Linked DNA regions of Homo sapiens: region 1 is linked to region 2. A link is a loop called in an ENCODE intact Hi-C map of the cell type or tissue named here. Cell type or tissue: sigmoid colon. All regions are shown on one strand. Links, peaks and the distances in the headings refer to the core of each region. The heading gives the core; the rest is flanking DNA. Region 1 has its middle 24 kb from the start of PDE3B. Region 2 has its middle 33 kb from the start of PSMA1.

What was found. Peaks named below come from ENCODE experiments on the same cell type or tissue, not always from the same donor. Only the 100,000 strongest peaks of a DNase experiment are listed, where the experiment ranks them.
Region 1: it touches region 2 in a loop (2.8-fold over the local background); 3 of 110 quality-filtered maps call a loop at or near these places.

The regions. Positions count from the first base shown.
Region 1 is chr11:14,613,065-14,626,652 of GRCh38, reverse strand. It overlaps a transcript of PSMA1 not described here. Among named protein-coding and RNA genes, the nearest start is that of PDE3B, 24 kb to the left of the region's middle. In sigmoid colon, for the core only: no CTCF peak of the experiment used is centred there; a DNase peak (open chromatin) is centred at 6,232.
Region 2 is chr11:14,544,981-14,561,420 of GRCh38, reverse strand. It overlaps a transcript of PSMA1 not described here. Among named protein-coding and RNA genes, the nearest start is that of PSMA1, 33 kb to the right of the region's middle. In sigmoid colon, for the core only: no CTCF peak of the experiment used is centred there; DNase peaks (open chromatin) are centred at 6,372 and 9,140; H3K27ac peaks cover 201 bases.

The DNA.
Region 1 (13,588 bases), core at 1,365-9,364, 67 kb before region 2:
CAATAGGACTTGCCCAGGTTTCTTACAAGTTGTAGAGCTGAGTTCAGGTCTCTTTACTCCAAATCTTATGCTGATTTTTTCTACATCAGACATCACACACTTCATGATGTGCATGCACACACATCATGAAGTATGATTAATATATAAGAGACCCATCTAAGGATATGTCTTTCTTTAGCTCTAGAGAGTAAATACCTTTACTTGATTTTCTAGTTACATAAGATACGGTTTCAAGAATTTAAGAGATGTGCCAAAACGGTAATAGCATAGATAAGATAAGAATAGGTACAAGATTCCTAATGTTCAGTTCTCTTTTCAAACAATTGACTAGGCAGTAACAAAATGGTCTCATTTATATGAATTAAGATTATGCTTTTGCTCCTTCAGGGCACACTTGAGTGATTTTCTAGTAGTGTTTTGCTCAAATGCCAAGTGTTATAAATTTGTAGACTGCCAGACTGTACAAAAGATTATCACTTAAGTAATAATAAAAACTGTAAATAGGGAAAAAAAAAAAGTGAAAGAACAGTTAGAGATAGAGGAAGTGATTCCTTTACTTTCATTTTATTTTCCAGCACTTCCTCTTTAAGTTAGCAAAAATAACGTTTTTTGAATTGGCATTTGCAGAAAACAGTTCATAGAACACAGTCAACATTGTATACTACATTTCTGTAGATCCAGTACAGGAGGTAGATTCTAAGTCTGTCTTCTTCATACCCTACCATTTTATCGTTAGCTAAGGTCTTATTCCCTGGTGGCACTGTGTTAGTTTGTATCCTCTGAGAAACAAATGCCAAAACAGAATTAGACGTGCAAGTGACTTATTGTGGAAAGTGCCTATGAAAGATAAATGGAAGATAGCCAGAGGAAGTGGAGAGAGCCTTCAGACTGTGATGCAAGTCTCACAATAGGGAAAGTGGGGAAAGGAAGGAGGATTAGGTAGAAAGAGCCTTATACTACAGCATCATTCTAAGAAAGTGTCAACCAGGCCAATGTGAGGTCCTCAAGCCAAAGTCTCCTATTAAAAGGAGTCCCTCATCTCACAGGAATGGGCCTACATTATACCCTTGCTGTTACTGACTAGGAGAAGCCCAAAAGAAGTATTGCCTCAGTACTGAAACAGGGGTGGATCCAGAAGAGTAATGGTCCAGTAGTCAATTATGTTCCCTATAGCAGAAGATTTGAGTGACAAATTTTCTTTTTTGAGATGGAGTTTCACTCTTTTTGCCCAGGCTGGAGTGCAGTGGCACAATCTCAGCTCACTGCAAACTTTGCCTCCCGGGTTCAAGTGATTCTCCTACCTCAGCCTCCCAAGTAGCTAGGATTACAAGCACACACCACCAAACCCAGCTAATTTTGTATTTTTGGTAGAGATAGGGTTTCACCATGTTGGCCAGACTGGTCTCAAACTCCTGACTTCAGGTGATCTGCCTGCCTTGGCCTTCCAAAATGCTGGGATTACAGGCATGAGTTACCACACCCAGGCTGAATGACAAATTTTCTTGATTGCCACAGTCCACCTCTTTCTCTGGACAGATCTGCTTCTCTATGCAAATTTAGGGAACACATCCTCCATGTTTCCTATGGGCTTTTCTTCCTGAGGGAAAACTTAGAAGGAAGTTAGTGAGATGAACTGGAGCCCCATTGCTGCAGTTGGGCTTGAGACTGCAACAAGGTACTTAACTTCTCCCACCTCTATTATCCATTCCAAGTCCTCTCAACCCTCAGCTATCACCTTGGCAAGTAATGGTAGCTTACCTTGTGGTGTGACCCAAACCTTCATTCCTGATGGGTCTGAGCTCTTGGCAGTCATACCCTTTTCAAGTCAGGGTCGTTGTACATGTCCTTTCACAGCTACAGTGGGCCAAAGGAGTACCAGCAGGCTTCCAAGTAGATGACATAGGAGTTGCATACATATTCCTATCCTTATTGTCTATAAGCAGCACTACCTTCTCCCAATGATCAGGGTTGATTACCCCTGCCAAGATGTGACCCTATTCTTGCCTGCAGGTCTCTGGACATGAGGTGTCCAAACTGCCCTGGCAGTATCTATAACATATAGTTCAATGAGACACTCACTGTCCCCTGGCAAGAGTGCACTCCCTCTCGGGACCTCCAGCCCTGCAGAGCCCAGAGTTGCACATATGGGGAGCCCAAAATCCCCCATTGAGAGTTATTGGGAGTGATGGTAGATAGGGCTAGTCCTGATTACACCCATCGATGGCCATTGTGTTCCTCCTGCTGATGACATGGTACCATATAGAGGTCTCTGAGTTAGCTCAGATCCCCATGTCATCTACCACAGTTGCAACAGCATCCCTTTCCCAGTTGGTACCTTTGGCTAAAATGGGGCTAGAGGAAAGGGTTCCCATACGACCAGCTAAAGGAAGAAGAATAATCCTGAGCTTCTCTCTGCAAAGGATGGCACTGCCTCCTTTGAGAGTGTTGCTTCTGAGCTGACGTTTCAGCTGTGCCTTTAGATAGCTGTTCCAGTGTTCTGTGAAGTTGGCTACTTCTAAATGATTTTGTTGTAGAAGATATAGCTAGAGCTCCCATGGTCATGAGTTCAATCCTGCATCTCCTTTACTGTGAAATGGGTCACCTGTTCAAATGTTTTTTGTGTGGTATTCTATACCCATAGATCAGACATTCTTTAAGCCCCTGGATTATGGTGCTGGCTAAGGTACTACAATCAGGAAAGACAAGCCTGTACCCAGAATAGGTGAAAACAACCCTCTAGCCCTTGTAGTTGACTTACCACCAAGTGGCCAGTTGGTCTCATTAATAAATAGTGATATAACAGCATTGATCTCTGTTGCTGACAGGTTGGACATTCAGAAGCAGCAGAAGCTAGGTCAGCTTTGGTGATGGGAGGTCCATGCTCCTGGGCCCATGCATAGCCTGTCTCTGGCAGCATGGCCACTTTTTTCTTATGCCAAAATGTCAGTTTCAGGGTAGCCAACAACAAAGACTGGCTTATATAAACTGGTCTGGTTATTATATCTGCTTCACTGTTCACAATCTCTTCCATGGTAGATGCTTTCTATTGGGCCATAATATGTCACACTAAACTCTTCATGTTTACCTGCATACCTCTACCCCAGAACTCCTTCTCTAAAATCTTTCAATTATTTTCTTTCCAGGCCCCGACCAGACAGCCAGGACATTGGCTATTTCCCAAGTCTATATATACTGGGCCACTTCTCATTCCACAAGAAGTCAATGACTAGGTGCACTTTTTACAGATCCACGCACTGGGAAGATTTTCCCTCTCCACTGTCTTTCAAGGCTATCCTTGAATGTGGTTGTAATGCAGCCATGGTCCATTTTGAGCTTGTACTCACATACAGAACAGACCCACCCAAAAATCAAGCTTAAGCTTTCCTTCTACTTCAGTTGGTCTTACGGGGCCCCCATATGGCCATAGGAACAAGCTAGGGAAGGGTGTTATTTCAGCTGTTGTGAATGACATGCTGGTCTGAGCTACCTGCGCATGCAATTTGCCATGTCCTTTGTCCTTCTCAGGCTCAATCCTTGATGTAATTTTCCATATTAAAGTAGACTACTGCTGGACCTATACAGCCTTGTGATTTAACATATCCAGCAGAACCAAACTTGTAATGTGCAGTTCTAGACCCATGGTCACTTTGTGCCCCATGGTGAAGCACTCTGCCTCTACCAGTCCCAGTAATTCACCAAGAGCTTTTTCTCAAAAGACATATAATTCTATGCTACAAATGGCATAGCCTTGCCCCAGAATTCCAGGGCCCTATGTTGTTATTCTCCCAATGATACTTGCCGTAAGACACTGCATGTTTTCCCACCACTGTCACCTACACCATGAGATGTGCTGGATTGTATGCCCCAAGTGGCAGCTCTGTTTGCAGTGCAGCCTGGACCTCTTCACTCAAAGCTGGCAACTTTCTATGTCACTCAATCTAGCAGTATTCATAGGTTTGGAATACGCCGCCTCCAGAACCCAAAGAGGCCTACCAGCCACTTCATTTCCTTCTTTGTGGTGGCACACGCAAGATGCAGCAATTTTCTTTTACTTTGAAGGGGATATCTTGTCATGTTTATGACCATTGCATTCCTAAAACACTTCATTGAAGTTTCAAATCCCTGAATCTTCATAGGATTTATTTCCAACCCTCTGGAACACTGTGTCTTACCAAGGCCTTTAGCATACTAGTGCCTTCTTGCTCATTCTAAACAATCAGCATAATGTCATCAATGTAATGTATCAGACGAATGTTCAGGCAGTCCAGATTTCTTCAGAGTATATTATGACAGAAGGCAGGAACATTAACATAGCTCTAAGTCAAAAGTGTAATTGAAAATTATTATCTAACCCACAGGAATGTGAACTGTTTCTGATCCTCTCTTCTAATTGGAATAGAAAAGAATGTATTTATCATATCAGTTGCCACATACCATGTGCCTGAGACCTCATTAATCTGTTCTATTAATCACACAGTGTCCGGCAAAGCAACTGCAATTGGGGCTACTAATTGCTTGACTCCGAACTCCTGAAAGTCTGCATAGGTACCCAGTCTTACATACTTTTCTGTCTAGAGCATCTAGGACCTAGCAGGTATTCTATATGTATTTTATGAATGGATTAATAAATTCAGTATGACATTCAAGAAGATGCCTACTAACAGGTTGATTTAGCTGATGACCCTAGCTCATAGGGTTATGAGGATTAAATGAGTTACTAAATGGAAAGTGTTTACAATAGTGTCTGGCACATAAAAAGCATTCAGTAAATCTTATCAATTGTATTTTTCCAGGCCGCAGAGAACCATCAGATATGATAGAGAGATTGACATTAAGCTAACTCCTTGACCATAAGTTTAAATGAAACATGAGAGACATGTGTTGGCCTTTAAAGTGAAAGAGTCTGCAATATTTTTCTGAGAATGTGAGGTTTCCAAGGAAAACTCAAAAGAAAACTGATTGTAAAGCTGGAAAGAAAGAATTACTTATAGAAACAGACACTTTCATAGCTAGTGGAGAGAAAAAGGTGGTTACTATGTGCCAATTCATTACTAGCATTGCTATATTTAGGATAATTTTGAGGGCCAAATGTGGTGGCTCATGCCTGTAATCCCAGCTCTTTAGGAGGCCAAGGTGGGAGGACAGCTTAAGCCCAGCAGTTTGAGACCAGCCTGGGCAACATAATGGGACCCCATCTCTACAAAAAAAACAAAACAAAACATTGAAAATTAGCTGGGGGTGGTGGCGCATGCCTGTAGTCCCAGCTACTCTGGAGGCTGAGCCCAAGAGGTTGAGGCTGCAGTGAGCTATGATGGTGCTACTGCACTCCAGCTGGGTGACGGAGGGGTCTCAAATTAAAAAAAAAAAGAAAAGAAAAGAAAGATAATTTCAGAAAAATCTCAAAGTTAAAATTTTTGACAAATGCTTTTTACTAATAAAGCAAAACATGATCTTGAAATAAAATGAATGAGTGCAATTATGCCCACTAGCCATTTCACAAAAATGGTGTTTTCCATTACCTAAATGACTATTTCCATATAAAAATTAATTAAAAGTACACTCACAGTTTTCATCTCTGACATAGGTCAATGTAACAGCTAATACAGGAAAATGAAAAGGTATAATAACAGGACATACACACCCCTACTCTTCATTAGAAGAAAAAAGAATATTTTTTCTTGTATAATACTGTGATTTGAGAGGCCTTAAAGCTGCTATTCTCTGACATTAGCTTTGTGGTCAAATTTAAAATGATCTTGATAACTCTCAGGAAACCCCAAGTCTCATAAAACTTTCCCAACAATTTTCACAATGAGAGCTGTGAAATAATTTCAGGGTCTCTAGGAAAGAATCCACACTTGCTACTTTTAAGAAAGCTAGGAAGTGGGTTGTTGGACAAGATCTAAACATGAATTCTTTCATCTACAAAAAAAGTTGAGCCACTATGAAGAATTTCCAGTGGCCACTCTGTTATCAATATCTCACAACTAGGTCTAGACGACCTCAAAACTTGGGAAATTGCTTTGCTGCTTTATTGCCAGTATCTCTGTCTTTACAGAGCCTTCCAGAATAGAATCACTAGATTGAATTTATTCCTCCAGTAAGTCAGTTGCTTATTAGCACTTTTAACATCCAGATGGTTTGAGACAAAGGCTAAACCAGGGATAATTCCCAAGTATAAACAGTGGAAACTCTCTTTTGCTGAGGGACTCTAGTCTACTGGGCTATGGGCCAGGGCATGGGTTTCTTTTGCAACATCCCAACACTGCTGTGGCCTTTTCTATAACCCTTGCAAGTGAAGTCACCTGAAAAGCCAAGAGTTAAACTGGCTGTACAGTCTGAACTGTGAAGTTTGGAAATAAATTCAAATGGACCAATAGCCTGGATCTGTTTCATGAATAAACAGAGGAGTTCAGGCTTAGGACCCTATAAAGTTAAGTCAATATTAGTTATAGAGGAAATCCTGTTTGTTCTTCTTCTGTTGTAATTGTCTTTTTAAAAAGAACTCAGGTAGAGCTTTGGGGTATGTTATAATGCTCAAAACATCCTTTAAACATACACATACACATACACACACACACACACGCACACACACACGAGTGTTTATAACCAAGAAGAAAGCAAATCACTGTTGTCCTTACTGTTAGGTACACGAGAATTAAAAGTGTTTGCTCAATATCCTTAAAAAATACAACTTAAAATGCCCTAACTTATGAAATGGGAAATACTTATCTAGGTTCTGATGCCATATAGTCACCTTATCATGATTATTACAATAAAGATAAGTAAGTGATTGCTATTAAAGCCCTTTAGTTATGCTGATTTGGCACAAATTTTTCCCAGTACTCATCACCTAGAAATTACACATAACAAGGTCTGAGTAATCCAGTGTTTAAACTTTGAGGGTACTAAGAGAGTGATTTCTAACCTCTTTGAAATTATGACACCCTATTTTGCCCGTTAGACATCACAACTCTTGCTCCTGTTATACTGTCTCCACACACTCAAGGAAAGCAATCTATTATATGATATAAAAAACACTTAAATGAATTTAAATTAATCTTAATTTCTTCAGGCTTTTACTTGTTTTTCTTTATAATTACCTCTTCTTTGAAGCTGAGTCACCCTAGGTTTAAGCCAGAATTAACCTCTCCTCTTCGTGTATTCTTTTAGCTCTTTATGTGGTATAAATCTATATTACAGATTTTTTTTTTGAGACAGGATCTCTCTCTGTCACCCAGGTTGGAGTTCAGTGGCACTATCTCAACTCACTGAAGTGTCGATCTCCTGGCTCCCCTACTTCAGTTTACCAAGTAGCTGGGACCACAGGTGTGCACCACCACACTCAGCTAATTTTTTTTATTTTTGTAGAGGCAAGTTTTCGCCATGTTGCCCGGGCTGGTCTTGAACTCCTGAGCTCAAGCAATCTGCTTGCCTCCGCCTCCCAAAGTGCTGGGATCACAGGCGTGAGCTGCCATGCCCAGCCTATATTACAGTATTTTTAAATCATATTTTTGTTGATTAATTTTAAGTCTTTCCCCCTGGCTTAAATGTAAGGGCCATGTTTATTCATCTTTTTTCCAGAATTTCTAGCACAGTGCTTAATACAAAGGGAGATTCAATACATGCTAGATGAAGGAATAATGAATGAATGCACAATGGCTGTGGAGGCAGAAATATACCAGCATGTCAAAAATATCAACCCAAGAATTATTATTCTAGTAGCTTAAAGATATGCCTGTATAAGATCATCTGTTACAGAACTTAAATCCAGTGAGAAAATGGATGCAAAAATACTTTATAAACTGTAAAATCATACACAAATGTGAGCAAATGTCACTGTTACTTACTGTTTAGTATCCTTCAGGGAATAGTTTCTGAATTTGTGAATCAAACTTTGAAAAACAGTATGAACTTAACTCATTGGAATAGTAGGACCATGAAAGGAATAATAAATGGAAGCCAGTTAACAACAAGTTGTCATTTGTCTATAATGTAATGCAGTAGGAGTTCAGTTTTGGAAAACCAGGCCTTGGTGACATCTTTAAAATACTAATTTTTGTGTCCTGGTTTATAAATGACAATTCCTTTAGATGCTTAGGATTTGGATAATTCCATATAGTATTCCCAGAAATATGTGTTACCAGGTACAAAACATACAGGCTTGATTGTTCAAGGAAACATGTATTACATTTGGATAACTCTACTGAGAGGCTAAAATAACTGATTCATTTTTGAAGTGACCATTGATAGTAAACTTCAGCAGTTCTAGAAGAGGCAATAAACATATCAGGGCAATTTGACAGGCTACTGTGGTTCAAACAGATGTTAGTGGTAGCCAAAGTTCACAAATTATGTCAATGAAGCTGGATTCCATTAAGTCAATCAGTAACTAAGGAAATAGTTAATTGAGATACAATCACAAGCTAGAAAAGCAGGATAAATTAAAGAAGTAAGAGGAATAATCACATTTCTCGATAATTACATGCTATCAGACAGCAGAATCTGATGTCTGGAAGATAAAGCAGGCATATTTCAAAAATGGAAAAGGAGGCCATAGGCTAGAGCATGAGTAATTCCATAAAAGCGGTCAAATGGGAATCTTTCTGAAAAGCAAATGATGTCCTCACAGAAGGAAATTGCCTAAAAACTACTAGAACATAGTTTCTATGCTACAAACATAATCTGGCCAAAGTCATCAGCTAGTAAGTTGCAAAATAGATTTTCAAAACCAGGTTGACACCAAAGCCCATGTCCTCCACACTGTACTTCTCTCTCCTAGGCAAGGAATAATCAAGGTATGTGCCAAGCTCCCAGGCTGTGTTGTTCCTTACACCTCTCCTGATTCCAGTTTCAGTAAAGCCATGAGTCACAGCAGCGGTAACAGTAAGAAGCTTTCAGCTTGTCCAGCTCACTTGTTAACCCCATATACACACACACACACACACACACACATATATATATATACGTATATATATGTATATATATATTTCAAAAAAAAAGGACAATAAAGAGGCTGAAGATGAACTCAAACCAAGTAGCTGATTTTCTGAAGCAGCTAACCTATTTCTGAGCTAACAGTCTTAGTGTGTATTAAATTCTTACTTCTGTATTCTCTCAGAATTAGAGAGAAATGTCTATTCACTCTTTCATTTAACAAGCAATTATTGAGTGCTTACCCTGTGCCAGTCACTGGAGAAACAGAGATTAATAGAAAAAGATTTCTGCTGTTAAGAATCACATGGTTGAGGAAGGAAGGGGGAAGTAGAAACAGACAAGCAAATGATTATAGTACAATGTAGCATTGATATTGAGAACTAAAAAAAGAAATTAACAGTAATAAATATAGGGATGCTACATTGGGGGAAATATCCCTTCCCAATTTTTGGTGTTTCCTTCCAGATGGAGAAGATTCCACTAGTGTGGTATTCCCTAAACTTTGTCCACCCCTCAACTCTTTCCTTCCCAGAGAAGGAGAAATTACTTAATCTGATTGATTAGTATGAAAAAAGAAAGTGGGCATGCAACACAAGCCCCTTATTTTCTCCCTCCACACCCACTCTCAGCAGGCAGCCTGAAAAGAAGATAACTTCTGTTCTTCCATGCCCTGTGTTTTTCACAGACTGGCTTCATGTAAGGAAGCCTAGAGAAGTCCAGCACTGTCTGTGACTAGGGGTTCACTATTAGGAATCCCTTTTGTTCATAGATACAAACGACATTCTCCACCATCAGTTTAATCTGTACTAAATGTGTTATTTCTCAAGAGGCAATATAATGTAGTGGTTAGGTGCATAGACTCTGGAGCCAAACTGGTTCATACCCTGGGTTTGCTACTTAATAATAGCCATGAGACTTTGGGTCAGTTGCTTAACCTCCCTGGGGCTTCAATTTCTCCACCTACAAAATAGGGCTAATAGTATCTACTCACAGGATGATGTGAGGATTAAGTGATTTAACATATCTAAAGCACATAGAACAGTGCCTGTTACAAAATAACTTCTCCAGAAGTTTGAGCTATCATTACTATTATTATTATTTTAACCTTTATCTATTGTAATCTTATTTCTCAATTTGTTGAAAACTCAAGCAGGAAAAAGTGTTATTAATATTTATTGGGATCTGATCGGGCACAGTGGTTCACACCTGTAGTCTTAGCACTTTGGAAGGCCGAGGCAGGCAGATCATTTGGGTCAGGAGTTCGAGACCAGCCTAGCCAACATGGTGAGACCTCCATCCCTACTAAAAGTATAAAAATTAGCCGGGCATGGTAGTGCTTGCCTGTAATCACAGCTACTCAGAGGCTGAGGCACAAGAATAGTTTGAGCCTGGTAGGTGAAGGTTGCAGTGAGCCAAGATGGCACCATGCACTCCAGCCTGGGTGACAGAGCAAGACTCTGTCTCAAAAAAAAAAAAAAAAAAAACTGTTGGGATCCTCCAACTCTCACCTCCAATAGTTAGGGAAGTTTAAGAAATCTTACACAGTTCTTACAGTCGTTGCCCTTTTGTTTATAGTTCTTGGCTCTTTACTGGATGAAATTTGGAAGATTGTATCAGTAGGTGCCAGATGCCAGGCCAAGCATCTCAGACTTCAGCCCAAATTGGTTTGAGGTTGATGCCTCTGATTTCCATGGGTAAGGCAGGCAGGCAGCTCTTTACTTGATTCTCAAAGATTAATCCCATGTCCCTCAGGTTATCTGCACATTCTAGAGATCCCCTCTTGCTCTGGCCTCTGCGTGTCCTACTGCGGTCTTTGCAAAACCCTCCTAGGAAGAGAAGGCTCTTTCCCACCTAGTCACAATGATTCTTTCCCTGGATTCAGATCTGCCTTTCAGGAGTTCAATGAGGGAAACAAACAGGTAGGCTAAAACAATTGGAATACAAAGTATTAAGTACAGTTAAAAAGAGATCTAAATGGTACCACAGAAGTGGACCAGTCAGGACAGGAAACAGATGGCATACTGAAAAGGAGTGATTAAAGAGAGTTTAATAAGGAATTTATTTACAAAGGTATAGGCAGTTAAGGACAGTGAAGCATCAACAGTGAAAATTGCTCCTACACCTAGGCCTGAAGAAACAAAGGGAAAGAGCTATTACCAAACTTCAGAAAGCAAGCTATAGGAGAGAGCTACCTCACAGGAACTCTGTTTCAGGTAATGCAGCCCCTGCCAATCCAAGGCCTGGAAGAGAGGGATGTAGGAAAATATTACAATTGTACTCTTCTGTCCTCTGAGTTTCTTTCAGCGTGTCCCACTGTTCAAATCTACCAGAAAGTCAGAGGACAAGGAAACCTGTTACTGTCATCCAAAGAGGTCAACCTCTGAGGACGCAGGGCAAGTAGAGAATGCTGGAGAGGGGATCTCAAGTGGCCAGCAAAGAACAACCCAGCACAGAAGCGAAGGGACTAACACTTTCTTAAGATTTCATAAAAGACCTTTTAAAGGAGGTTATATTTGAGATAGGCACTGAAGGATAAGTAGGGGTTTACCAAATAGAGAAGTGAATAAGACATTTTAGGCAAAAGGATAGCATTGTCAATATCTCATAGATATACAAAAGAACTTGCATGGGCTATATATTCAGACAAGCAATCCCATTTGGCAGAAGCACATGATGCTTTTGGAGAGATGGGTCTGAAAAGAAAAGTTAGGATCAGATTATAAAGGCTCTTAAGTGCCATGCTAAAATGACTGGACTCGATCCTGTAGTTAATGAGGATCCGCTCAGAAACTTTCAGAGAAAGAGAGTGACATGAGCATAGTTTAAGTTAGAAAAAGATCCCTCCAATGGCAGTGTAAAGGATGGACTAGAGTACTGAAAGACTAAAGGCAGGAAGATCATTTTGGGGATCTTTGCCATAGTCCAGGCAAGATAAAGGTGAATGGAACTAAAGCAGTGGCAGTGATAAGGAAGCAAAGATTCTAGGCATTTTCTGAAGATTTAATGAACAGAACTGGATGACCTAGTAACTATGAGGAATGCAGAAAAAGGCAGGCTCTAGATGAGAATCAAATTTCTAGCTTGAGAAACTAGATCGATGGTGGTACTATTAATTAGGAGAGAAAATTCAAGCAGAGTAGCTTTGTGTGAGACTGCATGGATTTCATCTTTCTGCGTACTGAGTTTATTATGCCTATGGATCACTAACAGAAATATCTAGTTGGCAATGAACAGTAGAAGGCCAGGCTCTGAAGAGAGATCTAGGAGCCAGATATACAGTCTGAAGAAGAACAATTCATTATTTGGGGTTTTTTTTTTCAGCTTATATGAAACATATTCACCAAATTTTTCTCAACCTCTGTAACAAAGGAAAAAATGTTACTCATCATATAATGAAATAAACCACAGAGTTAGAAATAAATCCACTGATGACACTTCTTACCAGGGGAGAGTTTTTCATCTGTTTGTTAATAATAGAAACTCCTAACTCAGAATTGCATGGTAGTTTAGGAGTATTTTTTAAAAAAACAAACAACCCTCAGTTTTTAAAACTGAGTACTGTTTGCTTGTTATATTTAACACTTGGTTATTTTGTAAATAATATCCAAATTTTCCATGAAAGCTTCATTTTATTATTTAAACCCATATCCCAGTGACATGCAATTGTTCTTCAACTGAGACATTTGATAATACTGTGACAAGCAGAGTTCTTTTCTCATAGTAAGTTCAATATAAATATTTACTGGATGAATGGATAGGTAGAAGGATAAATGAAAGCAGCAGAGTGTGATAAAGTAATTTTGATTTTGTTATAAATGTGATATTCATATATAAATGTATGAAAAACTGTAATCAAGAGAATTACAAATGGTCTACTTTTGTTTCATTTGTGGAAGATGCCAGAATTATTTAGACAACTGCCTGTTTCTCCTTTGTGTCCAGAGGCCTCAACCACCTTACTTAAAAAGAACTGAAATACTGTTCTTCCAGTTCTTTGCTGTATAAAATGAGCACAGGTATAGGGTTTCACTACTTTACTTCTTTTGTGTAATTTCCTACATAATTATTTTGAAATCTCAGAAATATAGTTCTGATTATCTGAAACCAATGGAAGTCTGTCCTTAATACCACATAATGAGGCACAGTAGAACCAGTTGATTTTTGGCTGGGCACAGTGCTCACGCCTATAATCCCAGCACTTTGGGAGGCCGAGGTGGGCAGATCACCTGAGGTCAGAAGTTTGAGATCAGACTGGCCAACATGGTGAAACCCCGTCTCTACTAAAAATACAAAAAATTTAGCTGGGCATGTTGGTGCACACCTGTAATCCCAGCTACTTGGGAATCTGAGACATGAGAATCACTTGAACCTGGGAGGCAGAGGTTGCAGTGAGCCGAGATGGTGCCACTGCAGTCCAGCCTGGGCACCATCTCGGCTCACTGCAACCTCTGCCTCCCTGGAGCAAGACTCCATCTCAATTTTTAAAAAAAAATTGATTTTTAACTCCTAACTTTATACATGACCAATATGTGACTTAATAAACCTATTTAAAATTATTGACTTTATTACTGTATTTTACATTATTAACTTTATTACAGACTTTATTTGTTAAAATCCTCTATTCAAAATAACTTTAGAAAAAATGTTCTGC
Region 2 (16,440 bases), core at 3,346-11,345:
ACAGGACCAATACAGACTGGGATAGGAGAGTTAGGCATTTCAGGCACATTAGCAGGCAACTATGTGGAGATGTATAGATAGTGGACTGGACAGTCTCAGGTAATGTTATAAAGCAGCAATGATCAAAGCTCAGTTCAACGGATATTGAAGGAGCTGTTTTGAGTCAGCATGGTGAAGGAAAATGCCACATAAAGAGAGCAAATGCAATCTATCTGAGTTTTCCCATAATGTGACATATTCCCAACCTTCCTCTTCTTTTTATTTTCTAAATAATTGTGATTTATTTAGCAGTTAATATTTTTATGTTCATTTTATTTAGTTTCTCCTTTTCTAAGCAACGAAGTGATATGTGTTCATTGTGATACATATTAAAATATTCATATACATGAAAAGAAAAATATTATGTTCATCTGTAATCCAATCATCCAAGGTTAACTGCTGTTAAAATTTTCCTTTCATATATTTTATGCTTGCATATCGTATGTATGTACCTATGATTATATGCCTATATTTTAAAACCAAAATTATTCCACTGTTCCTGTTTCATACCATACAGCTTCTGTGTACAGAAGCTGTCAGCTTGACAGAGTAATGAAATCGCCTTCTGCAGGTGCAACTGAGGTGCTACTTTATAGGTGATACCCTGCAAAGATAGAGTGATATCTTCCAGGATGCAGCATACACTCTAAATCTACCATCATTATATGGGCATGTGTTCTCAATAGGTACAACACATAAGTCTGGGAACCAAAAGTAAGAAGTAGGAGTGGCCCTGGGCCCTGCTTACCATCGCTCACAGTGATCCACTTGTGTTATTTGTGCTTCTTATCCCTGCAACCCTGGGATTTGTGGGTTTGGAGGTCCTGGTGATTGACTGGTACATCTCTTGGTATCACTTTGCCCAATTTTGATGGTAAATGGAGGCAGGAGCAGCAGCCATGGCCCAAGAAGGACATAGTAACCAGAAACCCACCAGGTAAACCACCTGGATGGCAGAGCTGAGGGTGAGTGAAGCTAAAATGGGTTGTAGAACAGGAACACAATGAGTATCAGTGGCAACTTTCAGACCAGAGGTCAGTAACAAGGTTCTAGTTTACCCCACTAACTTTCTGCTTGTAAGTTTACCCAGAAAAAAGAGTCTAACCAGGATACTGGAGGAACTGTTCCTGGAACTTGTGCAAAATTAGTAGATCCAACACAAAGCATTGGCTGTAATGAATGCTGTGGTTTGCCACTCAGATCCCCTGGTTGGATTAAGGCAGTCATTCCCACAACTACTAGGAATATTGGCCACTGATAGCTCTCATATAATTTATCTCCTGATAATTGTTTTCAGCTAAAGAGAGTCACCTTGCCCAAGTTCATAGGTAGCCCATATCTAATAACTAGTCCATGCCCAGGTATTAAGGCCCAGCCTTCTTTGCTTCAAAGCAGGACAACTCCAGAGCTCCCTGTAGGATTGGCCAAGAGACCTTTGTTGTGACCCTACTGCAGTTTAACTTCTTCTAGCCAATCCTACTTCCTTCACTCTTTCCCTGATATTGAATCCCTAGGCACTCTCCAATAAACTCCCTGCCTGCAAATATCCATCTCAGAGTCTATTTCTAGGGAACTCAGGATACAACAGTTATATTCATTTTTTGTGTTTATATTTTAACAGAAGACACTAACACTTAAAGCTCTAAGCATTTGACTGTATAAAGATATTAAGAATCCCTGGGTCATCTTTGTCTGTAAAGTTCATTTACCTCACCAGCAGCATGGACACCTTGTTTCCTTGCAACCCAGCCCTCCTTGCATGTGCTAAATACCAAAAGCAGCCAGCCTTTCAGTTCTGCTTCCGTCTAGTGGTCATTTTCTATCCCCTTCTGCTCTCTGGTTGTGTTAAGTCCTGAGCTTTTCCATCCCATCCTTCCAGAAAGCCACTAGTCCCACTAGCTGTCACTTATCTGCCCGCACCCATTGTGAACTAAGTTCCGGATGCTGAGGGTTGTGGGAATCTCTCCAGTGTTGCCAGGAGGAAGGGAACTAAAATTCCTCTGGCTAGCAGTCACCATCTTGTTTCTCTATTTCTTTCCTTTGCCCTTTTCTCTCATGATTAGAAAGTTCCTTCCTTAACCCACTACATCTTCAACTTCTGCTTCCCATTGGGATTTCAACACCTTTTCACAGCAAATCCTTGTATTCGTGATTTACACCTTCCAATTTCTGAATTATAAAGCTGTAAATGGAAAGTAAGTTCTTTGCTTCCTTTCTTTTTTGTTTCCTTCTCTCCTTCCTTCAGCAAATTTCTTGCTCACTAACTCTGAGTCATCTCTTAAGTAAAGGTAGGCTATACCTATGCTTATTTAAGGTTATTAAATGTGATATTAAGGACACAACTATTCCCTCTCAAAACTTCCCCAGGGGCCAAGGTTGGCAGCAAATTGGTGGTCTGGCTGAGTCTTGCAGCACATCCCACTTGACCAACAACCCAGAGCTCATGCCCTTGGATGGAGAGTTTATTAACAGCATTCTCTTTGTGTAGGAACGCCTCCAAGTTTTGTAAAGGCCCACTATATTTCGTGTAGTAATGTGGAATGTTCCTAACCAGTAGATTTCTATCAACCAGCCAGTCTTCAAAGACCAACTGGACAGGGAGGATGGAAACCACAACCTAGCCCCCTCCCAGTGGCTCCTTTAAGACACCAGGCCCTCCTGTGCACTTCTAAATCAAAAACCACATAAAATTGGATCTTCTCTGTCCTCACATTGTTGTTGACCTTAGTCCTAAAGCCTGGACACACATCTCAACTTTTCCCCAACCTCCAGGTTTCTGATCTTGCAATTCGTTCTCCCATTTATAGCCTTGCTTCTCCCTCAGGGAATAGCTTGGGTCAGTAGAGGGAACTACAGCTCCTCTTTAGCACATTATCTCAAAGCAGAGTCTTTTCAAACAGGGAAATGTAGAGAGAAGGTAGACAAAGATTGTGACTTTTATTTATTATTGTTTTTTAATTTTTTTAGAGACAGGAGCTTACTCTGTTGCCCAGACTGGATTGCAGTGGCACAATCATAGCTCACTGCAGCCTTGATCTCCTAGGCTCAAGTGATCCTGTCTCAGCCTTTCTAGCAGCTGGGACTACAGATGTGTGCCACCATGCACAGTATTTTTTTTTTTTTTTTTTTTTTGTGCAGATGGGCTCTCACTACCTTGCTCAGGCCAGTCTCGAGCTCCTGTCCTTAAGCAGTCCCCCCACCGTGGCCTCCCTGAGTGCTGGGATTACAGCCGTGAGCCACCATGCCAAGGTAGATTGTGACTTTTAATATGATTATCCTTCCACTTGCAGAAACTTTCTTGTTTTTGCTCATCGTTTGTATTTGACTATCGGCACCATTTCTCTGGCTTTGACTTCAAACTTTTGTTTTGCTCCTGAATCAGGATTCAGATTCACTCATACTGGGACAAATCAGAGAAAGCTGAAAGAAGGACGATAAATAGCACCATGGAACCCTGGACAATTCTGCAATTGGAGGCACCAGATGTCTCTGAAGATGGAATTGTGGGGTGTAGGTAGAAAGAAAAGATTATTTGAAAGCTTTATAATGACCGTTTAGATCCCCAGATCTTCTTCCCAACATACTATTGTCAAATGACTGCTCTTCTGTTACCCAGGAAAAAGCCTGAAGGTTTATTCTCATGAAAGGCTGGGTCAAACGCTCTGGGCAGTATATGCTAGACACAACTGAAAACAAGGGATTTAAATGGAAGTCTACAGACTGAATGATGAATTCCCTCACCCCTCTAGGAGTGAGGGGAAAACAGAGAACTAGAAATAGCTTTTAGAAATAAAAATGTGATAGCAGAAATTTTAAAATTGAGTAGAAAAATTAAAAGATGGCCAGGCACGTTGGCTCACGCCTGTAATCCCAGCACTTTGGGGGGCCGAGGTGGGCGGATCACGAAGTCAAGAGATCGAGACCATCCTGGCCAACATGGTGAAACCCCGTTTCTACTAAAAATACAAAAATTAGCTGGGTGTGGTGGTGCGCTTGTGCACCTGTAGTCCCAGCTACTCTGGAGGCTAAGGCAGGAGAATCACTTGAACCTGGGAGGCGGAGGTTGCAGTGAGCCGAGATCACACTACTGCACTCCAGCCTGGTGACAGAGTGAGACTCCGTCTCAAAAAAAAGAAAAATTAAAAGATAAAGTTAAAAAAATCTCCCAGAAGAAAAAGGAAAGATAAGAAACCTAGAAAGTCAGTTCAGGTGATCCAACAACTGAATCAGGAGTTCTAGAAAGAATGAGCAGGGTGCAGTCGCTTATGCCTGGATTCCCAGAACTTTGGGAGGCCAAGGCAAGAGGATCACTTGAGGCCAGGAGTTTGAGACTGGTCTGGGCAACACAGTGATACCCCCATCTCTACAAAAAATAGAAATAAAAAAAGTAGCTGGGTATGCACCTGTAGTTCCCACTGCTTGGAAGGCTGATGTGGAAGGATTGCTTGAGCCCAGGAGTTGGAGGCGACAGTGAGCCATGATTGCTCCACTGTACCCTAGCCTGGGCAACAGAGCAAGTCCCCCAGTTCTATAGATTTAAAAGTAAAATGTCAAAAACATTCTATGGAGAAAAGATAGTCTTCCAACAAATAGTGCTAGAGCAACTGGATGTCTATAGGCAAAATAATGAACTTCAACCTAAACTTCACACCCTATAGAAAAACTAACTCAAAATGGATAACAGATTTAAAAGTAAAATGTCAAAAAAATTTTTTCTCAAGAGTAAGCAGAGAAAGTGGAGGGGAGGGAATTACTAAAATAAGATGCCTGAAGCTGATATGGCCTTTTAAAAAAGAATACACATGGTAGTTTCTCAAAGCTGAAGGAAATGTGTTTTCAGATTTAAAAGGCCTATTGTGTTGACGTTCATTCCTCATACAGAATGAAAAAGGACACTATTCTAAGGTGTATCATCATGAAACATTAAAAAAAGAAGATTCCAAAACTTTCCAGAGAGGAGGGGAAAAAACCCTTTCATGTCCCGTAGGAAATATTATTAATGTAAAACATATCAACAGCAACATGGAAAGTTAGAAGACAAAGAAGTAATGCCTTTAGAATTCTGAGAGAAAATTTTTCCAACCTAGAAGTCTATACTCAGACTTTCACTCAAGTGCAATGCTAAATTTAAAACATTTTCAGTCATGCTAGGTCTCAAAGAAATACACATTCCATAAACTTTTTCTCAGGAAGCTATTGCAGGATAAGCTCCACCAAACCCAGTGAGTAAACCAAAAGGAATATAGGAGATCTAAGGAAACAGGAGATCCAACAAAAGGGGGATGTGGAGGAATTCCCAAAATGATGAAAAGGGGGCATCTCAAACAGCTGGAGAGCTGCCCTGGACAGCAACAACCCAGACCAGAGCCGGACAAGGAAGGTCCCCAGGGTGACATCCAGAAGAGAAGTCAGTGAGAAAACAAAACTGATAGAAGGAGAGATTTATAATTCTGTTAGAGGGCTAGGGAGAAATTAGTGATTAATTCATGAACATTGATGTTTTAAAAAGACAATTATTAACTAAAGGGAAAACAAAATGATTGTATCAGATATGAAGTGAACATCAAGCAGTTCATCTGTGAACAATATTTTCTTAGGCCTAATAATTTAAACACTGAAATTGTGATGTAATGGGAGGATGGGGATAGGTGAAGGGTTTATGTTGGAGAGGGTGGTAGAAGAAAACTAGATCCTAACCACCATAGTAGGAAATCAAGAGATGATATCTAAAACTGAAAAGTCAAGAGAGAAAAAGTACAAGCACCAGAAGAAATGGCTAAAGATGTGACTACAGTTAGCTGTGTGGAGCAAAACACAGAGGTGGGGAAGAGTGAGCAAAATACTGTTTCTTTTTGTTGTTAAAAGCCTTGGATTTGACTTTTTATGCTATGTGCTTATATATTTTTTCTTTTATTTTTATTCCTCTAGATATGATGCCTGAAGAATTCTTGTATGTTTCTATTTTTTAAAAGACTAAAGCAAAAAAAATTTTAAAGAGGAAATAAGAGAGAAGGGAAAATTAGGGTAGAAAAAAATAAGATGAAGTCAGAAGTAATGCACATCATCCAGTACACATCATTGCTAAAGATAGGCTGAAAATTTGGTTCTGAGCTTTTTAGCAGCAAGCATAAAGTGGGAAATGTAATTGTTTACATGGTTTCACAATGTCCAAGAGATAAAAACAAACCACTTACTCAGGAGAAATATAGCTATTCCTGGTACTGCGATCTGAGAGACAGTTCTCCCATCTGTTCTCCTAAAGAGGACACATGTGACGTAGTGAACCACATCCTCCTTAACTTGCCAACAGTAAATGCAACAATAAGTTTCATAGAGCTGTTTCTTGTCATGTCTCTCAACATAGGTGAATGGCAAAATGCCAATGCAGTGCTCAGTAAAAGCAACTCTATGAAGAAATAAAAATCTGTTTAGAGAGGCAATAAAGCATAGTAGTAAGAGTGTTGGCCTGGGTTCCAAATCTATCTGTCAAACAAGTTACTTAACTACTTTGTACTCAGTCTTCTCATCGATAAAACTGGTCTAATAATACCATCTCATAGAATTTTGTGAGTTATGCATGTGAAGTACTTAGAACAATGCCTGGCATATATAAGCACTAAAAAAATCCGTTTAAAAAATCCACTTTTAAAAAAAGTGAATCTTACATGTTAAGGCTACTGTAAAGAAAACAGTGTGATATTGATGGAGAGATAGACACATAGATCAGTGAAATATAATAGAGAAATATATCACACAAGTATAGCCAACCGATTTTCAACAATGTTGCAAAAAAAAATTCAATGGAGAAAAGATAGTCTTCCAATAAATAGTGCTAGAGCAACTGGATGTCAATAGGCAAAATAATGAACTTCAACCTAAACTTCACACCCTATAGAAAAACTAACTCAAAATGGATAACAGATTTAAAAGTAAAATGTCACACTATAAAATGTTTTCACAAAAACAAAGGAGAAAACCTTCAGGACTTAGGGCAATGTGAAGAGTTCCTCAACATGATACCCAGAAATGATCCTTAAGAGAAAAATTGATAAATTAGACTTCATCAAACTTAAAACTTTTGCTCTGTAAAATATCACATTAAGAGAATGAAGACAGACACAGGCTGAAAGAAGGTGTCTGCAAACCAAAAACCACTGCAGAAAATATAGTAAACCAAACATCTGACAAAGGACCATAAAGAACACTCAAAAATCAACATCAAGGAAACAATCTAATTAGAAAATAGGTAAAAGACATGAAAATATATTTCTGCAAAGAGGATATACAAATGGCAAATAAGCAAATAAAATATGTTCAATGTCATTAGCCATTAGGAAGATGCAAATTAAAACCATGATGAGATATCATTATATACCTATTAGGATGGCTAAAATAATGACAATACTAAATGCCTGTGGAGAAAACTGACTCTCTCATATATCGCTGGTGGTAGTGTAAAATGGTATAGCCACTCTGCAAAATAGTTTGGCAATTTCTTAAAAATCTAAACTTATACTTACCACATGATCTAGCAATCACATTCCTAGGCATTTACCCAGAGTAATGAAAATTTATGTTCACACAAAAACCTATACAAGAATACCCATTGTAAGTTTATTTGTAGTAGCCTAAATTGGAAACAACCCAAATGTCCTTCAATGGGTGAATGGCTAAACAAACTGTGGTGCATCTATATCATGGAATACTACTCAGTAATAAAAAGAAACAATCTATTAGTACATGCAACAATTTGTATGAGTCTCAAGAAAATTATGCTGAGTGAAAAAAAAAAGCCAATCTCAAAGGTTGGATATTGTATGATTTCATTTATCTAACATTCCTAAAATGATAAAATTACAGAGATGAAGAACAGATTAGTGGCACTAGGGATGGGTTGGGGGCAGTACAGGTGTGACCATAGAGAGGTAGCATTTGGGATATTTGTAGTAATAAAACAGTTCTGTATCTTGACTTTTACTGTTGTTACATCAATTTACTACATGTGATGAAATTGCATAGAACTACACACACACACGAGTATAGGTAAAAACTGGTGAAATTTGAATAAATTCAATGGATTGTACCAATATAAATTTCCTGAATTTAATATTGTACTATAGTTATGTAAGATGTTACCATTGGGGGAAACAGGATAAAGGGTACACAGAACGTCCCTGTACTATGAATTTCCTATGAATCTATAATAATTTTAAAATAAAAAGTTTCCAAAAAAATGTATCTTATAAAAAATGTTATAGGCTGGGTGTAATGGCTCACACCTGTAATCCCAGCACTTTGGGAAGCCAAGGCAGGAAGATCGCTTGAGCCCAGGAATTCGAGATCAGCCTGGGCAACATTGGAAGAACTCATCTCTACAAAAAGTAAAAAGTTAGCTGGGTGTCGTGATGCATGCCTTAGTCCCAGCTAATAGGGAGGCTGAGGTGTAGGGATTGCTCGAGCCCAGGAAATTGTGGCTGCAGTGAGCTATGATAATAGCACTACTACACTCCAGCCTGGGTGATAAAGCCAGACCCTGTCTCAAAAAAAAAAAAAAAAAAAAAGTTATATAAGCTCTATAATAAAACTTCATTAATTAGGGATTAAAGTTTACCTTTATTTAACAAACTGTGTATTGTATAAAATTAGAATTAAACATTTGGGATGTTGGTAGAAATTATAGAAATTCATCAAGTTTTGCTCTTGCAAAACTTGGTGAAGGCAAAGGGGCCCAGGGGGACTCTAATGCAGATGCTCACTGCTTCAAGAAGGCAAGTAGCATATTTTCAAGAGTTGTTAAAGAATAGCACTTATTACCATAGAGTAATTGTCTTGCCCTTATCTTTTCAGGTTCAAAATTTTGATTTCCTAGCATGAATTCATATTAACTGAGCTCACAGGACTGATGTACTATGTGTGACAATCTCAGCCGCAATTTCAGATGTGCAAGAAAAAAACAAGTTTCTCTCTCTTCTTTAAATCAACTTATTTTGAACTCCACATCCCCATCATATGAGCTGGAGAGAAATTCAGCCTAAGTAATTCCTTGCCAAGGCACTGTTGGTCTGGTTACTGTCCAGACACCCACTGTTGTAGTCTGAAGGGCACTCTCAGGAGTAGAGACTGTGGCTTTTGTGATGCTTCGGACTCGGGAACTTTTCGTGCTGAGGATCCAGCCTCCATGGGCACTCCAATTGCTCTCTGAGGTCTTGCTATCTTTCTGTGCTCTGACATCTCACCCTCTCCAGCCTCAGGGAAACTCCTAGAGAAGCCTCTTTCCTCTCTAAGATCATTTCTGTCTCAACCCTCCAAGAAATCCAGCAACATCTAGTCAATCAGCTTAGCTTTTCCAGAGCTGAGGAAAACCACTAACTTGAAGCTGCTTCTAATTTTTGTCCTGCCAACATTCTTATTATAAGAAATTATAAAGCCTCACTACCTTGTGAAATGCAGAGAAGAGGAAAATATAGAGAGGATAAAATAAAATTAATATTTTAACAAATTACCCTACCAAACTACAAAAGCCACTTTATTAATTTGCAATAAATGTCACAGCAATGGGTTACATCCATATGGCTAGCCCACTGTCCCCTCTTTAAAGTAGACTTTCATGATCCTCCTTAGACTGTTGCTTGGTGAACATGAAGCAGAGCCAGAGGCTTTAGAATAGTTCAACATTTAAAGGGATCAGGTTATCAGAGTCTGATGTATTAATCCCACAATAGGGACATTCACATCATGGTAGGGGAGCTGGGAACACTGGAAGTTCATTGGCTATGATCTCCCAAATCCATGTTTACTTTGAAAATGTCCTTGTCTGTGGAGCTGCAATCGTCAGAGGCATTTGGCTGGCTGGGACTCTCTTCCCCCTGACAGCACTTGGATGAACACTGTCAACATTTGTCCTGGAGGCCGTCTTTTTTCTATGCCTCAACAGCTCACCACCCCTTCCATCAAATAACAGGCCAATTCTGCTGACCAAATATCCATGTCTCTTCAGGATGATTTTGCATAGATCTGTTCCAGTAAATTACGTAGGGACTCTAAATTTGAACTCTGAAAGCCATATAATTTCTTTGCTTTTGGGTTAGCCTTCCTGTACCCATCACATCCTGATAATGGCATATATAAAACAAATTATATTAGATCTTCAATCTAGGATTCAAAACACCAGAAGCATCCAAGCAAAGAAACTGTCTTAAGAAACTTAAAAATAATTATACATCAAAAATTACATCATTATAGTATTTGAAGACTAGTTAATTGCGGCATGTATGATAATAGTGAAATCTGCTAGATGCAAATGACACAACAGTAATGTCACTGAAGTCAGATTTTTAAGTGTTGAGTTCATGCACTGTGCTGTGTGCTATATTTAGATACCTAAACTTTAGATATATCAATAACCTAGTTAGGTCAAGCAAGTCCATGACATTTCCCCACTCTTTGCATAGAAATAATGGACGTTCTAATGAAAGTATGATACTCCAAATTTGCAAAAGGCTTAAATGCAATCTTGATGGTAATTCCTCACATATATATGTGTATATATACACACATGAAGAATTATCCTATTTTCTTCCTTACAGGAGAATAAGAAAATATAATTAATAATAATAAATTATAAGGTTATTTTCCCGTAAAAAAATTAAGAAGTTTCATCACTCACGTCAGCAAAAATAACACTCCAACTGATCCCCCACCCTCAAACTCTAATTAGTTATCTGGTATTCTCTAGAATCCTTTTGCTTGCCTTACCTCTCTTTTCAATGTTTTTTTTCTTCTCTAGTTTTCTTAAAATGACACCTTCACGGTACCCATCATTACTAATAAGGTCTTCCCAAACTTTGTCAATTGATTATGTCCAGTAAAGCCAAGAAAAAATACCAGGCAACTGGCTTTATGAGTGATTTTGTAATAACTTTATCTATCAAGATAAATAGATTTGCTGTAACATGTTAGGGCTTCTGAAGTAATTCCACTACAATTTTAGGATTCCAAAGGCAGTATATGATAAACTGAAGTTTTTTAAAGATCACTTCAACTGGGTTGGGGATAAAACTTAGCATAATATTTCTATCAAGCTGTGTTTTATTTTGATTTGATTTCCTTCAGTATTTTTGAAACGTATTAATGTTTATGAAATACATGAATATATTTACTTTGAGCTTTGCTTGCCTCTAACTCATGCACAAGGACGCTTTTTCACGTAAACTTGAAATAATAATAATAAGCTAGTTGTGTTCAGCTCTGTCCTTTGAGATGAAGAGATGCAGTCATAACCCCAGAGGGCAGTCATATGGTCTCCATTGCATCTCAGCATGATTACAAATAATGACTGTGCCCAGAATTTGTTCAGATGATTGTTTTACCCATGATATGTTTTGTTAAATACAGAATACCAGACATTAGGAGAAGATGAGGCTGAGAAGAGTTAACATCTTTCGTTTTGCTGAGATAACAAAGATCCCATCCAACATATTACCTACTGACCCCATCCTCTTGCCATTGGAGCAGCAGGGCAAAATCTGTTCACATTCTCATGGCCCCAGACAGAGTGCTGGCCTTGAGCACACTGTGTGACACTCATTTGACCAAGAGAATCCAGTAGGCACAGGGAGAGCTGCCTACTATTGCCACGTTGTATGAGGTGACAAGAATGTCTCTTTTTTTTTTTTTTTTTTGAGATGGAGTCTCACTCTGTCACTCAGGCTGGAGTGCAGTGGCACGATCTCGGCTCACTGCAAACTCTGCCTCCCAGGTTCGCACCATTCTCCTGCCTCAGCCTCCTAAGTAGCTGGGACTACAGGGGCCCGCCACCATGCCCGGCTAATTTTTTGTATTTTTAGTAGAGACAGGGTTTCAACGTGTTAGCCAGGATGGTCTCGATCTCCTGACCTTGTGATCCTCCTGCCTTGGCCTCCCAAAGTGCTGGGATTACAGGCATGAGCCACCACGCCCGGCCAAGAATGTCTCTTTAGGTTTGATTTCCATTTCAGGAAATCACAAAATCAGATTGCATATAATGGGGCTCACTCCAAGAGAGTAGAGTGAGATTTAGAAGCCTTTCAACCTACTTACAAAATGTGTACAGTTCCCATTTCACTGCAGATGAAACAATAACAAATATTGAGCAAAGGAGGTTAATCCATATCCAGAAGATTTTATTAAGTTAAACAAAAAAGTCATGCAGGTCCCAGGCAATAAGTTTTATTTAAAATTAACAGCAACCTATAAGCACATTTCATCAAAAACCATAAATAGATATTGTAATGTATCTTTTTCACTACTGACTCTATCATGAGTCTACCTGAAAAGAAAAAAAAAACAGTAATAGCAACCATCAGGGCTTTTTAAAAAAATCAGTATTTTTCATAAAACAACATAGCAGATTTCAGACTGATAGAGACCTGTCATAAGGTGTTGTCTACAGAGCAGTAGCAAGGCATTATTTTCTATACTGAAATTTAGTTTAACATTTATAACAAGTATCTTATAAGGAAATCTCTTTATTGGATCTTTTAATCAGTATAGACTGGGTGTGAGGGAAAGTAGGTCAAAATAAAATATTTATTACACAGTCAAGAAAAGACAATATATTTTTAATTTGTGGCTTAAGATGCGAATTAATTTATTTATGTTCTTGGTTACCTATGTTACATATGTCTATCCACATGATGTATGTGTCTGTGTGATATGTATATCCAGTGGGGTGCTGATAAATCAACTCTTAAAAAAATTAAATCCTGATCTATTGCCTTTGCTCATTTCCATACTGTAAATATTTCCACTATGGCCAGTTTCAAGCTGCCAATATGATGTCCCTGAATATGGAGTTGGGAAGAGATATGCACACTTGATACTTGTACACCAGTATCTATACATATAGACACTACTGTATCTATACATGTGTATATATACATACATATGTATGTAAAAGTATGTGTATACATGCACACACACACACACCTGTGTGTACAGGTGTGTATACACCACATACATATACCAAGAAGTCTGAAGTAGTGACAGAGACTGAAGCCAGTGTCTACCTTGAAATCCACCTCTACCACCTACCAGTCATATGAGCTTGGGCAAATCACTTAACATTTTTGTGAACATAATAATAGTACATAATAATAGAACATAATAATAGTACCACTTACTGCAATAGTCCTGTCCCAGTTAAAAAATAAATAAATAGAAAAAAAGTAGCACTTAGTAGGTATGTTATAAATATTAAATTAATATCTATAAAGTGCTAACAACAGTAACACATAAGAGCTATATAAACATCAGCTATTATTTTTGCTATCATTATTATTATCTGTATATACAACTCTGTGTGGTGTGTGTGTGTGTGTGTGTGTTGTATATAGTGATCTCTCAGGATCTTGCCCACCAGAAGCAGCTGATGCTCATCTCCATCTCCTCCTCTACTCTGGGACCTCTGCTCCATCTCCCTCCTCCTCCCATTTGCAGGTTCAAGTTAGCCAAGTAGGGATTAAGTTCTGTTCCAATCAGAATCACAGTAAATCTTTAGACCTGAGGCAGGAGCTGTTTTTAAGCAAGCATCGTGTCTGCTCTCTTGCCTGTTTTGCCTCCCTCCATCGATCCCTGGAGAGCTCCAGTTAAGGAGTATGGCCCTGGATGTTTGGCTACCTATCCTGGTCCCCCACAGAGCCTCTGAGCTCCTCTGGTTGTCTCTTGTCTATTGGTTTCTGACTGATGATCCCTGTTCAGAGTGTGTGTCCAAATCTCTGGACCTTGACCCCATGACCTTGCTTTGGCTTGGAATCCTGAATGATGATTTTGCTCTGGACCCTCCCCAGTTCCTATCCATTTTTTACTGCACTCCCAGTTCCCTTCATCTGTGATACTTTCCCTGAAATCTATAACTATAATGACCATTTAACCTGGATTTTCCAGAGAGAGTCAACTTTAAATATTTTGTCCTTTTGACTCTAATGTTTTGGCATGCAAAGTATACTGCCCAGAAAATTGTTAATGACGAAAAGAAATACAAAATTCCCTGAATTTTTAAATTCACAAAATACAGTCATTTAAAAAGATTTCTCTAACCTTCTAATTTCCAGTACTGAAGTGATGACCAATTCTAAACCAGTGCCCAGGCCCTACTACTCTAACAAGCTGCACCATATTACATGATAGAGGTGATTTGGAAAGAAGGCAAAGTTCAGAGGAGGACCCAGAAATCTCCTTGCCCCAGTTTTCAAATTAATGGCAGATTTCTGCCACACATCCACACATTCCATTCTTATTTTTAAATATTATTTTACTGTATTTGTGTATGCATATTGTAATCATCTGATATTTGTTGTCATTTCATTATGATGGAAACTAACAACTTGAGCCACTGTTTTCCTTCATTCCATCTCTTAGTCACCATGTGTATATTAGCACCTGTCTATTTAAAGCTTTATCATAAGGCATGTTCTGGTAAGCACCCCTCTAAATTGAAGAGTGACTAAATTTTTGCAAAATCCAAAATGAGTGGTTTGAGCTAGGTTACTCCCACTCTATATCCAACTGACTCAATCTCTGCTGGCAGCTTTTCTGCTTCTCCAGGCATTCAAAAGCAAATTCTAGAAAGTAGTCCCTCTGAAAAAACTTTAAAATCCCCATTTCCTGGGCTGGATGTGGTGGCTGACACCTCTAATTCCAGCTCTTTGGGAGGTCAAGGTGGGCAGATTGTGAGGTCAGGAGTTCGAGACCAGCCTGGCCAACATGGTGAAACCCTGTCTCTACTAAAAATACGAAAATTAGCCGGGCATGGTGACACACGCCTGTAATCCTAGCTACTTGGGAGGCTGAGGCAGGAGAATTGCTTGAACCCGAGAGGCAGAGGTTGCAGTGAGCCGAGATCGTGCCATTGTACTCCAGCCTGGGCAACAGAGCGAGACTCTGTCTGGGGGGAAAAAAAGCCACATTTCCATGAGAGCTCTAAACAACAATTATTTCTCTAAAGTAATGTCTTCTGCTGAAAGGGAAAAGCATTCTAACATCATTTGCTGTATATGGTTGTATGGGTGCTGGTGTTGTTGGGGGGCAGGGTGGAGAAAAAAGGGGAGGGTCACAATCAAAATCCTCTTTTCTTTGGAAACTCCTACATAAGCAACCCTCTTGCCCCTCTCTTTTTAGAACTGACTCAGTCTAGCGGTTTAAATAAAAACTCTATCTCTTCCACCTAATCCCCTTTACTAAAAAAAAAAAAAAGAGAGAGAGAGAGAGAGAAAGGTAGAATTAGGTAACAAGAGACTTAGAGACAGGAGGCCTGAATTTTAAACCAGCTCATTCACTAACTCTCTTTACAAAGGTTTTTAACTTGAGCTTGATGGACCCCCCCAAAGGAGTCTAGAGACAGAATTCAGGGTGTGCATGAACTTGGAAGGAAAGTAAAATTACATTATTTTCACTGACCTCTAATTTAAATTTAGCATTTCCTTCAGGATCTCCCCCAATCTCTGCCCTATCTTTCACCTCTTCCTATGTGTAGGCTTAGATTGGCACATGGTTCTTCAATTATTAATGTAGACAAGAAATCATAAAGTATTAGCAGTCCTTATGACTTTCACCAGTGGAAATCACAGACTTTTTTTTATTGCTTTCACATTTGTTGCAGATATCTAAAACATCACATATACTAATTACACTTCAAAATTATGGTAGTTAATAGATCTACTGCTATACCTTATAATTTAATGTGTTAATTAAAAAAGGAACAACATCATGTCCTTTGCAGGGACATAGATGGAGCTGGAAGCCATTATCCTCAGCAAACTAACACAGGAAAAGAAAACCAAACACCGCATGTTCTCACTTCTAAGTGGGAACTGAACAATGAGAACACATGGACACAGGAAGGGGAACAACACATGCTGGGGCCTGTACGAGGGGAAAGGAAGGGAGAGCATCAGGATAAATAGCTAATGCAAGCAAGGCTTAGTACCTAGGTGATGGGTTGATAGGTGCAGCCAACCACCATGGCACACATTTACCTATGTAACAAACTTGCACGTCCTGCACGTGTATCCTGGTACTTAAATTAAATTAAATTTTAAAAATAAAATAATTAAACAATCACATGTATCACTATATCCCAAATTTGTTTTTAATATTTTGATAACTGCATTTCAATAGAATTGGTTTGCTTTGGATTCTTATGTGTTTTATTTTTTAAAACATCTTTATTGAGATACAAGTCATAAAATTCTCCACTTAAAGTATACAATCCACTGGCTCTAATCACAGAATTATGCAATCTTCACTATAATCTAAGTTTACAGCATTTTTTATCACCACAGAAAGAAACCCATTAGCTGTTACTCTCTACTCCACTCCATCTTCTGGACTTCAGGACTTCAGTTCTTTTTAATGCCAAATAAT